Linked DNA regions of Mus musculus: regions 1 and 3 are each linked to region 2. Evidence: chromatin loops called from intact Hi-C (ENCODE). Cell type or tissue: heart. All regions are shown on one strand.

The links. A loop is a pair of places that touch in the nucleus more often than their neighbours do. Peaks named below come from ENCODE experiments on the same cell type or tissue, not always from the same donor. Only the 100,000 strongest peaks of a DNase experiment are listed, where the experiment ranks them.
Region 1: a loop joins it to region 2, with 3 times the contacts of the local background. A loop is called at or near these places in 4 of 42 quality-filtered maps.
Region 3: a loop joins it to region 2, with 2.4 times the contacts of the local background. A loop is called at or near these places in 2 of 42 quality-filtered maps.

Annotation. Positions count from the first base shown.
Region 1 is chr8:46,951,213-46,956,212 of GRCm38, reverse strand. It overlaps a transcript of Enpp6 not described here. Among named protein-coding and RNA genes, the nearest start is that of Enpp6, 33 kb to the left of the region's middle. In heart, CTCF peaks have their summits at 2,553 (motif pointing right) and 3,217; a DNase peak (open chromatin) is centred at 2,522.
Region 2 is chr8:46,308,500-46,313,499 of GRCm38, reverse strand. The region is part of intron 3 of Gm39168 (a long non-coding RNA gene); the gene reads right to left. Among named protein-coding and RNA genes, the nearest start is that of Gm39168, 9.4 kb to the right of the region's middle. In heart, no CTCF peak of the experiment used is centred here; a DNase peak (open chromatin) is centred at 2,169; H3K27me3 peaks cover 248 bases.
Region 3 is chr8:46,943,281-46,948,280 of GRCm38, reverse strand. It overlaps a transcript of Enpp6 not described here. Among named protein-coding and RNA genes, the nearest start is that of Enpp6, 41 kb to the left of the region's middle. In heart, a CTCF peak has its summit at 1,895 (motif pointing right); no DNase peak of the experiment used is centred here; H3K27me3 peaks cover 1,373 bases.

The DNA of each region.
Region 1 (5,000 bases), 640 kb before region 2:
AATGGGGGAAAAAAAAGAAGAGGGAGCGAGATGTGTGCGGACATGCTTGCTTTATCTTGTCATGGGGTACCCTCCCACGCTGTGATGCAAGAAGGCGGCTCTCAGTAGATGCCACCATCTTGATCTTGCACGTCGCAGCCTCTAGAACTTTGAACCAAATAAACATTCTTTCTAGACTAACCAGTCAGTGGTATTGACTTACAGCGTCAGAAAATAAATTAATATTGTATTAGTAACCTTGCATATCTTGCACAAGTATTTTAGCTGTACATATCACATAGATAAATGTTGAAAGAAAACACACCAGAAATATTCATTTCCATCGATAGTGGGGTTGTTGGACGTTCTCATTTACTTAAGTTGCTTTTCTGGTTTTTGCTTGTTTGTTTTAGGTTGTATCCAGGAGTCTAAAGATCTCTCACGAGGGAAGACTATGTATGCTAGATGGGTTGACACAGCTTTGTGGTTCCAATGACAGTGAGGTGTCCAATGGCCTGGCGTTGTTTCTAATGTCCCGAGACAAACATTTTAGTGGTAGCAAAATCAAGGTCAGAATGAAAAACTTGGTGTGCTCTGGAATGCAGAAGAGACCCATGAGAGACTCAGCCATGATTTCAGAGCTCCCAGAAAAGGGTTTAGCATTAACATCCAGGGTCGATGGAGGCAGGGATGTCCCACTGTACCATAGAACATGCTTTAACTATGGAAGTGCCCCGGTAATGTCTCTGTGAAGCTGGGGACTGTGCCGATAATAGGGTGGAGGTTATTGCCAGAGCAGAACCCTTTATATTCAGTCCACCCATTTGTATATTTGACTTTCACACAGTATTCTATTTGAAGATGGACACCATGTCAAAATAGTAAAGTAACACGGATTCTGGCTATACACTAGCTCTCCATCCCTGTGATAAAACACCCAGGATGGCTTATGACCTGAGAGGTTTTATCTTGGCTCATGGGTACAGAGGTTTCATTCTTTCCTTTGTAGGCTCATTTTCTGGAGCTAATGGAAGGGAGCGTATGATGGTAAGAGAGACTCAGTGGAACATAGCTGCTCACTATAGCAATAGAGAAACAAACAAACAAACAAAAACAAACAAGGAAAACATCCGTTGCAGTTCCGGTTCCCCCGTCAATGGGATACCTTGTCCAATATCCTGCTTTCTTCCGGCAAAGACTACAGTATCTTCCAATGGTATCCCCGGTTGGTGACTGTGCTGGTTAGTTCTCTATCAGCTTGACACAAGCTGCCGTAGTCATCTAAGAGGAGAAAATCTCAACTGAGAAAATGCCTCCGTAAGACCTGGCTGTCCGCAAGCATGTTGGGTGTCCTTTGAATTAACAATGGATGGGGGACTAGACTGGTGGTCCTGGGTTCTATGAGCAAACCGGCTGAGCAAGCTATGAGGAGAAGTCAGTGAGCAGCGCCCCTCCACGGCCTCTGCATCAGCTCCTGCCTCCAGGTTCTTGCACAGTTTGAGAATCTGCCTTGGATTCCCTTAATGGACTCTATGACTCAGGACATCTAAGCCAAATAAACCCTTTCTTCCCCCAAGTGGCTTTTGGCTTTTTATGATGGTGTTTCATCACAGCAATAGAAACCCTAAGACAGTGACCAACCCTTGAGCACATGCCACCTTTTGCAACAGTACAACATACATACCATAATATTTAGTCTTTACTAAAGCTAAACAGATGGCCGCCAGCTCTCCTCCTACAGACCCACTTTTCTACCTTTATGGTTGAGATTCAACAAAAAGGCAATGATTGTTTTCAAACATCTTTTTTAAAAAAGATTTATTTATTGTTGATTGATTGATTGATTGATTGATTGATTATAGATACAGTATTCTGTCTGCATGTATGTCTGGATGGCAGAAGAGGGCATCAGATCCCAGTATAGATTATTATGAGTCCCATTTGGTTGCTGGGAATTGAACTCAGGACCTCTCTTGAAGAATAGCCAGTGCTCTTAACCTCTGAACCATCTCTCCAGCCCCTCAAAACTCTTAATATTGCCAAAGAATTAACCCCCAAATCAACCTGCTGGGGAAATCACCAGCTTTCCTTAACATTCTTGCATGCATTGAGCATGGTTGTCTTTAAAACTCTGTGTGATTCTGATGGATGTTTAGATGAAGTCCTTTATTGTGCGTGACGCGTTGTGAGGATGTGTCCCCTCCCCTTGGGGCTATCTCCCAAGCCTCTCCCTCTTTGGAGAAGACCTGTTGTTCCCTCAGCTATCCAAGCAGGCTTGTGCTTGATTTTTAGTCTCATTAGTCCCTCATCCAATCACAGGAGTTGGCTTCTGGGAAAGCCAGAGCTATAATAGGGCTCTTGTGAAAAACCAAGATGTAAAGTCTCTCCTGTCCCCTGTTCCCGTACTCTACCTAGACCTGCAGAATTTCCAGGTACCTGTGCTAACAAGCAAGCGAACAAGCGGAGGCCTTCCAGGTCCAGTTGGCCACACATTGCTACTTAATAGTATACTAGGGTTCCTGACCAAAGGGTGTTCAAGTACAAGTTACCAAAGAGGTGGGGGTCTAAAATAGAAATGTTAAACGGCAACAAGAGAATGGCCACCAGGTGGCGCCATAGTTCCAAAATACAATCTTAATCCCAGCTGTGAAATATCAAAAGGCTTATTGCAGTGATTCTCTTCCCATCTTAGGTTTGTATCGAGCTACTGTCTACAGCTTGCACTGCCACGGTCAGCCAAACCTCTCAAGTTTGTTCATATTACTAACTCAAAGGTAAATTCAGTGGAAATTCAAGGGATGCAGAAGTGGGGAGTGGGGGGTGTAGGGGAGTGTTTAAAGTGTTTTAAACAAAACCAGTGGAGTTAAAAAATGAGTATTTATCTCAGCAACAGAGAGTTTAAATATGTATTTAAAAGCCATTTAACATATGTTCAACATTTAGATGTTAAATATGTACATGCATGGAATATTCTAATATGTAAATAGAACAGAAAATAGATTTATTTATACAAAATTGTATGCTGTATATATTTAAATGTTTGTCTGTTTTCTTCTTTTCTTCTTCTGTCTTCATTGTATCTTTTTAAATTTTTAAAAAAAGATTTATTTATTTATTATATGTAAGTACACTGTAGCTATATTCAGACACTCCAGAAGAGGGCGTCAGATCTTGTTAGGATGGTTGTGAGCCACCATGTGGTTGCTGGGATTTGAACTCAGGACCTTTGGAAGAGGAGCATCAACACCGCCCCATCCCTGCCAAGGTGGGCTCTATTCCCATAACCATCAGCTGGAATCAGTCCTTCACCGTTAACTAGAGCGCAACCCGCCCCCTCCACGCCCCAGGAAGTGCAGCACTGGATAACAAGGAAGAGTGATGAGAAGATGTCAGAGAACACAGAACCATCTAGAACAACTGAGTTAAAACAACATCCATAAAAATTAGAACAACTTTCTGAAATGGAAAATATCTGCCCCCATAATGCCCAAGGCAAATTAATTATAGTTCAAATGAAAGCTGTTTCTTTCAGAAGTGTTTTATTTTCCAAAGTCAATACTGCAACGCTTTTAAAGTTAGAGAGAAATGCAAAATCCGTGGGCTTCAGCCTTTTGACCCACATCAATAACTGCCAGGAGACGCTGGAAGTATATTTAGAACTTTGAACATAACGTGGTGTATGGCATGAAATGTTTACGGGAAGCCAATATTATTGCTTGCATGAGAAAGCAAGGAGACATTATCAGGATTCCTAGAGCTAAGAAAATACTGTCCATACTTCCTTACCCACAAAAGCAGGACACAATTCTTACTAAACAAGACCAGAACAGTTTATGATCACAAGAAGTCATTAGCAATAATTTTAAGTGGACCATAAAAATAAAGACCAAGAATGTGATTTAAATAGTAAATGTACTATGCATAATAAAAAAGCACACACTGATGAAAATCGTATCTCAAATCCTTTATCCAAATAATTTTTTTATTGAAAGTGGATTTTTTTCCCTTCGTACATTTCGATTATGATCCTGAAATTTCACAAGATCCAGAAGTGAAAGTAGATTTTGACAGTAACTAAAACACTCCGGCTTGTTGTCTGAGGTCAGACGGGCCGGTCGGTCACTGGGGGTGAGAATTCTCATGGCAGCAGCTCAGCTACAGGAGTGGAAAGGAACTTCAAAACCATCTTTTCAGAGCTATGTTTCATAAGACACCTGCACATGGCTCTCAAAGTATTTCTTTACATCTTTCTTCCCTTACGCTGGAAGGGCGTAGCACAGCTGGAACTCACAGCCAAAACAGAAATCAGAAATGGAAGCGCTCCACCACACACATTGGCCTTAGCTGACCCACAGGACAGTGCCACCTACATCTTACAATGAAATTGCGTAGTTCAGTAGGTATTTACAAAGATATTTTTTCTGTCTTGTCATCAGAAAGCTTAACAGAAAGGGGCTTTCTGTAATGTAGAAATGTTTTCATAGTTTTAAGGGCTTATGACCACTGTGTCACGAGTATTTATTATAGCAAACAACTTCGTCTCACATTCACTTGTCGCTTTCATAGAACGTGGCTTGTCGTTCAAAACCTACACATAATGTGCAATACCCACTTAGGTCAGGGTGAACCCTATCTTCCTTTATGAGACCAAATAGATAATATGTAACATTCTGTGTTTGATATTGCCCCGAGGAATTCAAACCAGGACAGGGGATATGCAAATGGGCATTCCAATCCAACTTTATGTTTAAAGTTTTCAACTCTTTTTACCCCTTTGTGTCTTTGTGAGTGTGGTTCCTGGGATGTCCCCCATAAGTCGCAGTTTGAATACTTGGTCTCCAGTTAGTTATTCGGGGAGAATTAGGAGACATGGTTTTGTTACTGGGGCCTGGCCTAGAGATTTCAAAGACTCCTGCCATTGCCACCACAGGCTTTATTTATTTATTTATGAATATGCACATAGGCCTTCAGCTAGGCTTGTGACAAGCTCGTGACACAACCTGTTTATGCTATTCAATGTC
Region 2 (5,000 bases):
GTGTAGTGAGACAGGCTATGTGGATTTAATCACAAAGTCACAGACCCTGCATCTTTCTTCCATTTGTCTTCAACTTAACCCATGCCTTGTTGATTTCCACAATTCACCAGTTTGTTAAATAGTTCATCCAGTGAGTGCTTTGCTTATGTTTTATGCAAAAGAGCAAGACCCTCAGAACCTCACATGTGGACTGAAGACGCTGACATTTGATGAGCAGGTTACAAAACGGGTGATACACGACACTACCGCTTTCAAATTATGACTCTATTACTGAATTGTAACTACAGGACCGTGGAAGAGATCAGTGAGTGGCTAACTTGATAAGCTACTCCAGTCAGTGAGCAATCTGTACAAACACATCTGGATTCTAACAAACAAACAGCCATAGCAATATGTAGGTGCGCTGGTGGTTGGCAGAAATATTCGTTGTGGGCAGGTGAGTGTTTTCAAGGGTCTAAAACCTCATGATGTTATTATAGAAGACAATATGAATATTGCCTAAAGTTTAATCTACCATATCATAATAACAAAGTAATTGTGACTATAGAGTCAAAATAATTAAAATATAAACAGACAATCGTGCAGGGGGCTAGAGAAATATTTTAAAAGGTAAAGGCACATGCCACTTTTGCGGGACTCTAGTTCATCAGTTCCCAGCATCCATGCCTGGGGACTGACAACCACAGGTAACTCCAGCTCTAGGGGACCTGACACCCCACACACACCTCTTCTGGACTCTCTGGGCTCCTCTCCTGCACATAGCTTCCCCCTACCCCCGTACACAGAGACATAATTTACAATCAAAGAAATATTTCTAAAAGGTTAAAATGCAGAATAAGAAAAAAATAAGAATTAAACTAGAGATGATGGGGAAACTTGGAATTATACAAAACTTTAGATTTTAGTATGGCCGTTAGAAATGACCAGTGGGGACTGAGGAGAAAGATAGCTCCACAAAAAGTTATCCAAACTAAAGGGGTAATCTTTATTTTTTCATTTGAAATTCTAAGGTAGAGTTCCTGATGATAAATGTGACTTATTGGTTTTTAACTATAGTCATTCATAAGGGAACTATATTACTTCTATTCTGATAGCTTTTAAACAAAACTGAAGCTAAGCTGGGAGTAGTGGCCCACGCTTTTAATCCCAATAGTTAGAAGGGAGAGGCAGATCTCTGTGAGTGACAGGACAGCCAGGGCTGTTATACAGAGAAACCTGGGTTTGGAAATACTAATAAATGAAATAAAATAAAATAAAATAAAATAAAATAAAATAAAATAAAATAAATTGAAGCTAACATAATAAATATTATGAGACAACACTGAATCTCAGTTAATGAAACCTTGCCAGAAGACTCTGCTTACAGCGAAAGACATCAGTATGAGTAGCAAATTTATCCAACTACAAAACATGATAAATTCAATGAATCAATCATTAGGCAAGTTGCCCTTCTACAAATGAAACACTGACCAAATGGTTTTCATTAAATTGCCTGAAAACCTTCCATATCCTTGTAAACACAAGAGATCTGATTATAAAGGGGTGCTGCCGGCAAAGAACAATAAACTTTGCATGAACCAGCTGTGACTTCACAACAATTGCTGTACTAACGATTCCTAGCATTTCCTTTATATGGAAAGAGCCCAAAAAACGGGGTTAACAGACACAGGCCCATGACACCTAACAGAAAAAAAGCGAAATGAGCCTGTGTTCCACATGCAGCCTTGGGCAGACCATCTGTGTCCGTGGTTCTCAACCTGTAGGTTGCGCGCCCATCGGAGGTCGAGCAACCTCTTCACAGGGGTCGCCTAAGACCATCAGAAAACACAGATATTTACATTGCGGTTCATTACAGTAGCAAAATTACAGTTAGGAAGTAGCAACAAAAATAATGCTACGGTTGGGGGTCACCACGACATGAGAACACTTCCCAGACAGGTTGATCAGTGAAAGTTACTTCAGTCAGTTCTCTTCTACCTTGTTAATCTTTCTTTTTGAATGTACTTTAAAACTGTATTTAGAGGCCAGGAGGTAGTTCAGTGGGTAAAAAGTACTTAGGGCACAAATATGGAGGAGAGATCTCCTCGGAACTCATGTATAGCTGGAGGCAGCTGCCCACGTCTGTGTTCTTAGCGCCCCCTACCGGGAGATGGGAGGCAAAGACATGCGGCTCTAGCGGTTCACGAGCCTCTTGGCCTAGCCTGTGAAGCAGCGAGCATGAAGACTTCATTTAAAGGGAGGCAAGAAGCAAGAACTGACACCCAAGGTTGTCCTCTGACCACATCCATGTGTCTACACTGCTCGTACAACGGCAGGCACACCCATGTGAGCACACAAGCAAAACAATTAAGATTTAAAAATCTATGCTTTTGAACGATAGATACTAACACAACTTACTAATACAGAGAAGCAGTTTCATCTGACTAAGCTTGGGTGTCAGGTGTGTCATCAGAGCCCCATCCCCTTTACTAATATGCTTGTGGTCTAATCCTATACTCCCCTTATTTTCTAAGGGAAAGGGGGGAAACTAATCTAGTTTTATTGTTTTTCAGTGAAATTCTGTGGCATCCTGGAAATGCACACAATTACTAGAATGTTCTTCGAGGCTCATTGCGCAAATAAACTCATGGGTGAGAAGACCTTCTTTTCCTCGAATGTGTCAATTTGGGGGTGGGAAATTTTTCAGTGACTGATTAAAAAGGAGAAGACTGTTGTGAGCTTGGGTGGAAAGGTCTGTAGAGGGCTCTGATTTCTCGTGCAAAGCCAGGGTTGAGGATGGGGATAAATATAGAACGCAGTAGAAAGAAGGCCCGGCCCATTTTCCTGGCTCTGTCAGAACAGAGGTAGGAAGGATATGAAGATTTCATAGGAAACCATTTTCATAGAAATCTGGCAATTGAAGCCATATCTTCACAGAAAATGGTCCTTCCTTCTTTTCTTCCGTGTAACTCAGTGTCACAAGAAGAAACCTGAAACCAAGGCCAGAAACAAAGGAGCCAGCCCAGAGTTGGCACTGGCTGGCTAACATCCCCAAAGCAGAGGAGAAAGAGGCAAGCCAGGAATTGTGGATTCCTGGTACCAGCTTTTCTCCTGCCTTGTCTCCAGATCAGGGCACAGCGCCCAGAGCTTTAGAGTCCATTTTTGAAGAACAAACCAGTTGTCAAGAGCATATAGAATTAAGAAATATTCAAGACACGAGGAGACTTCTCTCCTACGAGGAAGATGTGTCTGAGATGTGTAGGAAGAGGTGAGAGACCGAGGGAGGGGAGGGGGATGTGGACAGCCCTGCAGGGAACCCTGAACAGGAAGCTGTGTTCACAACAGCAAAAGAGGAGAAACTACCAATGAGTGTGGGACAGCAAGAGAATCTTAGTAACCATGACATAAGGATAGTCCCGATGGGGGAGCTGGAGGGGACTCCGTAGAAGACCATCAGAGTCAACTAACCTGTACCCTTGGGGGTTCCCAGAGACAACCAAAGGGCATACAAGGGCTGGACCTAGCCGCCCCCAGATGCAGCTTGTTCTTCATGCAGGTCCCAATAACTGGAGCAGGGGCTGTCCCTGACTCTGTTGCCTGCCTGTGAATTCCATTCTCCTAACTGGGCTGCCTTGTCTGGCCTCACTGGGAGAGGATGTGCCTAGTGCTGCAGTGACTTGAGGTCACAGGGTGGGTTGGTACCCAGGGGGGACTCCCCCCCCCTTCTCAGAGGTGAAGGGAGAGGTTGGGGGAAGTGTGGTGTGAGGGGGACTGGGAAGAGAAGGACACTGTGATTGGGATATAAAGTAAATGAGTGAATGAATGAATGAATGAATGAATGAATCGAAAAAATAAAATAAAAGTGAGTTGAAGAAGAGGAGGAAGAGGAAGGAGAGGAGAAGGAGGAAGAAGAAGAGGAGGAATCGATGTACCCAGAGCTGTTAGAAACTTGGGCTATACATGTGAATGATGCTGACTGATAGCTTCATAAGAACTGACAGGGATATACCATGGATACTTTGAGTTATGACTGAAGGGCAGGGGCCCTATCCACACATAAGAGCAGAACCTTGATGGGAAAGGAAGACATAACTGAGAGACAGCCAGGAGGACTGTCCTCACACATCCAGGCTGCCCAACCAAGATCTCCAGAAAGGACCTTAGGCCCATTCGGCTTTGTTTGGATACCAGTAGGGACCATCAATAAACTCAAGGGAGGAAAGGGATAGGATCTGAGGTATGGGACACTCGGCTCTATTCGGACCCTTTTTGGACACGAAGGGAAAGGAAATGGATGTCAGAGGTGTGAGACAAGCCCGCTGCTCCATTGCATCTGAATGGAGATTGAGCAACGGGACCAAGGCAGGGAGTTCATTGATGGGAAGGGTGAAGATGTGTATGAACTAGACAGGGGTGGTGGCAGACACCTATAATCCTAATATTTAGGAAGTAGAAGCAAGGCAATTTTGACCTCAAGTCCAGAATTAGTTATATATCAAGGCTGTTTCTCAAAAAACAAAAACAAACAAAAAAAAACCCAAAAAACAAAAAACTAGGCTGGGAATATGATTCACTTAGAGAGCACTTGCTTAAAATGTATGTTCAAGGCCCTGGGTTCCATCTACAGATTTATTATATATATGAGTACACTGTCTCCGTCTTCAGACACACCAGAAGAAGACATCGGATCCCACTACAGATGGTTGTGAGCTACCATGTGGTTGCTGGGATTTGAATTCAGGACCTCTGGAAGAGCAGCCAGTGCTCTTAGCCGCTGAGCCATCTCTCCTGCCCACATTTTTTTAAATAACAGAGTGAATAGCGCTTGGAAACTGAAAAAAGGGAGCCCCTCTTTTCTGCCTGCCCTGGTGGACATCTGCATGTAGAACCTCAATTCACTGAGACGTGAATGGAAGGATGTCAGCACGGAATTATCACCAGGTATAGGGAGGAGGAGGCTAGACCCAGCCCTAAATGGCTTGGTGTGTGTGGCTAATCTACCTCAAGTATACCCAAATGGA
Region 3 (5,000 bases), 630 kb before region 2:
GCCAAGAATTCCTGTGATATTTCCTCAGTATCAGATATGCACTGGTGGATTTTAATCAACCTACTCAGAAGTTTTAGGACTAAGAAAACTTCCTTCGAAGTTTTCCAGAGAGAAGTTTCAAGTGTGTCCAGCAACAGGTCTGTTTTCCCTGGCTCCATCCCTGCTCTGGCTGTGGGTAGGTCACGTGAGCCTGCTCCTTGTCCACCTTCTATCCTGAACTGGGTATCTCCTCAGACAACCAAGGACAAAGTAGGCAGGGGCAATGTCGCCCCCACAGTCTTTCATTAGGTCAATGCCGCGAGTATTTTCTGAGCTCAGCTTGGGTACCGCCCCGTAGCACAGAGGAATACCGAGCGGTGCTGTTTAGTCTAGGACCTGTCCTGATCTCTGCCACACAGTTTTACCCTCTTACATCGAAGTCTTTGAAGAGGACCTTGAGGGCAACACACTGTCCTTAATCCATTTCACAGAGGGGGAAACAGAAGCGGAGAGAACTAACCCGCGTCACAAAATTACCAAGTGGAGGGGGAGAGCCAGGGTGTGAACCTAAGTTGCCCTGGCATCAGCTAGGATGTGTAAGATTCACAGAGAACCCCAGGGGAAGGTGAGAGAGCAGATACACGCGCTTAGGATGCAGGCTTTCTCTCTCAGAAGCATCTTCACCACGGACCGCGTCACAGACCCACCTCTCTCACTTGCGGAAATCGTGCATGTTGAAAGATCTGCCAAAGACGTTTTTGCATCTGTGCTTATAGGGAGCACAGAGCAGCATCTGCGTAAGTGAGGTGTTTGGGAGTGGTCTTGGGAACCTCAGTAGAAAGGTTTTCTAGGTCACAGACGACTAAAAATGCAAGAATTTTGGAATTTGACTTGCTTATTAAATCAAGCACTTTCTGAACTTTGCTCCAGAGATAAAGAAATGAATATGTATTAGCTGCTCATTAAATGCTGTTTGCTTGGCTCAAGGATTTTCTAATCCACAAGTCCAAAGAAAAAGGTCTCTCCCTCATTTCACAGGTGAGTGAAGAAATGGAGGCTCACAGGAGGAAACAACGGGCTGGTCCACAGTAAGGAACAGAACCTGGGTGTGCACTAAATTCCAAGCTCAGAATGTGGCTGTCTGCGAAGGACCTCCTCATTACCTCCTAGTAACAGGCGTTCTCCTCTCCCCGAGCATCTCAAGCATCTCAACAAGTGAGCCGAGCTTAGCACTGAGTCCCACAGAGAGGATCCCCTTTGAAGACACTCTCTGTTAGTATACAGGAGATTCCACTGACCTGCTCAGGGACCTAGCAGCGGCTGCTGCCAGGTGAATACTGTGGATAAATGGACCCCAGCCATCCAGCATCTCTCTTTGTCCCTTTGCCTTCTCCAGTTCTCCCGTTCTCTCTCTCTCTGTCCCTGTCTCTCTGACTCTCTGTCTCCCCCATCTCGTCTTTGCCCGCCCCTCTCTGTGTTTCTCTCTGTCTCTTTGTCTCCCTCTGTCTCTCTGTCTTTCTCTCTCTCTGTGCTCTCCTCCATCTCCTTGTCAATATCTATCTCTCCTCTTGTTCTCATTCCTCTCCTCTCCCCAATAAACCTCTTAAGCTAGATGTGTTGCATGGTGTAATTTCTCAGAGGTTCACCTTGGCACTGGTCACCAAAGGTACCCAACCCCTGGCTCACAATTTTTAATCATAACACTTGGCATGAGAGAAAAAAAGGTGGGGGGAAGAGTGAGGTGAAAAGTACTTCTTTAACCAGCTCTAGCCATAAGGTCCCTACTTAGACCTTAACCTTACTCTGGAAAGCCGGTGTAAGTTCTAATAGCTCAAGGCCTGGGCTGACCCTATCAGACTTCAAGCACCTGCTGAAGAGAACTCAAGGCTGCCAAAAAAGCCTTCCTTCCTTTTCAACCCAGCAGGGGGCGCCACTTTCAGTAAGTGTGGGCACCACTTTCAGTAAGTCCCAGGTAACAGACCCAGGTAGGTGTGTGTCTTATGATCCAGCCGCCTTCTTCCTGACTCTACTGTTCCCCACTTGTCCCTCGTTTCTTCTTTCTCCCTTCACAGCACACAAATCAAGGTTGCATTCGGTCTGTCCTGGATTCTATTCCCTACCACACTGGTCTTATTGATTAAAATACACCCTAACCATTCCAGTGTCTGACTTTGCTGTTTGTGACACCAGTAAGCTAGGGCAGAGAGAGCTGTCAATCAGTGCCCATTGATCTCAGTTCTCCACTGCAGCATCAACATTGCTGTGACCCCCACTGATCCAACCTGACTCCTCTTCTAGCAAATGTGATGTCCCAAACTTCCTGGTTCACTTCTTCTATTCCTCCTTTTGTAGTTGTTTGGTTTTGAAGGTGAAAAATAGGAATGGCCTGAGTTCTGAGTTGGTCTGAGTAGAGGCTTATCACAGCTTTTGAGACAGATGAATATCCCAGGACCTTGAAATAGAGCATCCTTCCCACACTTCATATCTCAGGAATGACTTTAATAAGTGTACTGTCTTCTTGTTTGATTAGAAACCACATAAGAGGGGGCTGGGGAGACGCCCCCAAGATTAAGAGTATCTGCTGCTTTTCTAGAAGACCTGAGTTCATTTCTACATCATGAGATTCAAAACTGCCTCTAACTCCTGTTCCAGGGGCTACAACACTTCCTCTGGTCTCTGCACCACCCCCACCACACACATACACATAAATAAAAATAAATCTTAAAAAAAAACAGCTTAAAGGGGGAAAGATTTATCTTGGTTCATGGTTCAAAGGGTACAATTTATTATGCCAGAGGTGGCATAGCAGCTGAAGTGGTTCCATCTGCCATGGCTGGGGCTTGAGGTATCACGCCTGTTCACAGCAAGGCAGGTCAGAAAGAGGAGGACATCTAGGGCCAGGACCAGAGATGTGTATCACATGCAGAGTCCAGCCAACATAACCCAGCCAGCCTCGCATCCCAAATGTTCTATAACTTCTCAATAGTGCAATAGCCTCGATTAGGGACCAGGTATTAAAGCACATGAACTTGCAGGCGCCATTTCAGACTCAAAGCAGAACACTAAGGAGCCTGGGGAAGCAACATGCTTTTCACAGCCTAAGGGCTGAGTGCTACAGAGAAAGAACTCACCCCAGAGCTGTAGCGACTGCGCCCTGTGCTGTTGCCGGAAGTGGTTTAGAGGACTCTCCATGGAGTCTGTGCTTGCCAGAGGAGATTCAGAGCTGCCGGGCTCCCGCTTAGCCTCCCAGGGAAGGATCCTTCAAGGCCTAGCTTCTTCACACCAATCTTTGCTGTGTGCTTTTCAGAAGTATCCGTGGTGTTCAGGTGTCGGAAAGCTTCCAGATAGCCGAGGGCTTCTTAAACTGCGTAAGAGAGGTGGCGCATTCAATACGGAAACCTTTTCAGAACCAAAGTCAAGTGTCTTAGTGTTACTACTGCTGCTGTAATGAAACACCATGGCCAAAAGCAACTCGGGGAGGAAAGGGGTTGTTGCATTCACAGTTCCATAGAACAGCTCATTATCAAAGGCAGTGAGGGCAGGAACTCACGCATGGCAGAACCTGGAGGCAGGAACTGATGCAGAGGCCACGGAGGGGTGCAGCTTACTGGCTTGCCCAGCCTGCTTTTTTTTTATACCATCTAAGACCACCAGCCAGGGATGGTACCACCCATATTGAGCTGGGCCCTCCACGATCAATCATGAATTAAAATGCCTTAAAGGTTTGCCAACAGCCCGATCTTAAGGAGGCAGTTTCTCACCTGAGGCTTCCTCCTCTCTGGTGGCTCTAGCTTGTGTCAATTTGACATAAAATATACAAGTATTTTGGTTGTGTTATGGCTTCTTTGTAGGCGGTAGGGACTGTGCTGAGGGCACAGGCCCCCTCTATGGTACTTTTCTCTTCTTGTGGATTTGTTCAAACACACACTTGAAGATCTAGTTATCTCGAAAAGATCTGTGTATTTATTGGTGTTATGAAGTGGAATGTATTTACACTCTATTGCTTGACCATATCACATTTTTATATTTTCATAGCACTCTGCCAGGTAAATGGGAATTAGAAGTGAATCGTGTGTGAGATAACACATGGGTCCTGGAGATTTCTAGGGCTTTCCCTCCCACTGTATGACCTGTCTACACATGTCATTGCAGCGCAAAGTAAACACACAAGCAGCTCCAGATGTTGTGAGTGTGCTTCAGGGCCCCCACAGCGGTCTGTTAATAGGATATAAACTCTCCCATTTCACAGATGAGGAAACTGAGACTTGGAAAGTCAACTTCTGCAGGTCACACACTAACTGAACTGGGACTCAGACCCAGGCCTGCCTTACCTCAAATCCTGTTGTCTTTCCACCTACTGCTTGGCCTACTAAGTACCCTGACATCTTCCTCTTAAAGATCCACTATCCTTGGGAAGTAGGGATTGAGCCTTGCTCTCTAAGACAGAGAGAGGAGAATTTGTGGGGAAGCAGGACCGCACCAGCAGGAGGAAAACAAGCGAAGTCTGAGAAGGACACAGCCATGATGCAGAGGGAATCAATGAGATGCTCATGGCTGTTTTTTCTCCCTCGCAGCTGCCTCTGTACAAGGGTACTTTCCAGAAACTGTTTAGATTCTTGTCTTGATGAGATGAAACTGGAGCAGTTACGGGGTGGGGGGGGCGGCAGGGGGACCCCCCTTTCTCACTTTTCTTTCCCTCCCTTTAACCTGAGCTCAAAAGAAAAAACAAAGAAAAATGAAAAAAACCAAAAAGCCCCTATAAACAGCCACCAAGTGAGGCAGGCCTGGGAAATACCTGGGTTTGAGCTGATGGTGTGGGTGGTTACCACGAGAGGCCTGTGCTTTGTGACAAAGTGGGTTTGAGGGCTTGAAAGCAAAGCAGGCAGCTGGCATCTGCCATCCCTCCCTGTGGGGCTCTTGCAAAGGATGCAAGCCACAAAGACATTGTCCTGACAGCAGCCCACTCACCTTTCAGCAGATGAGAATGTGCCCATTTTACAGATGAGGAACAAGGTCACATG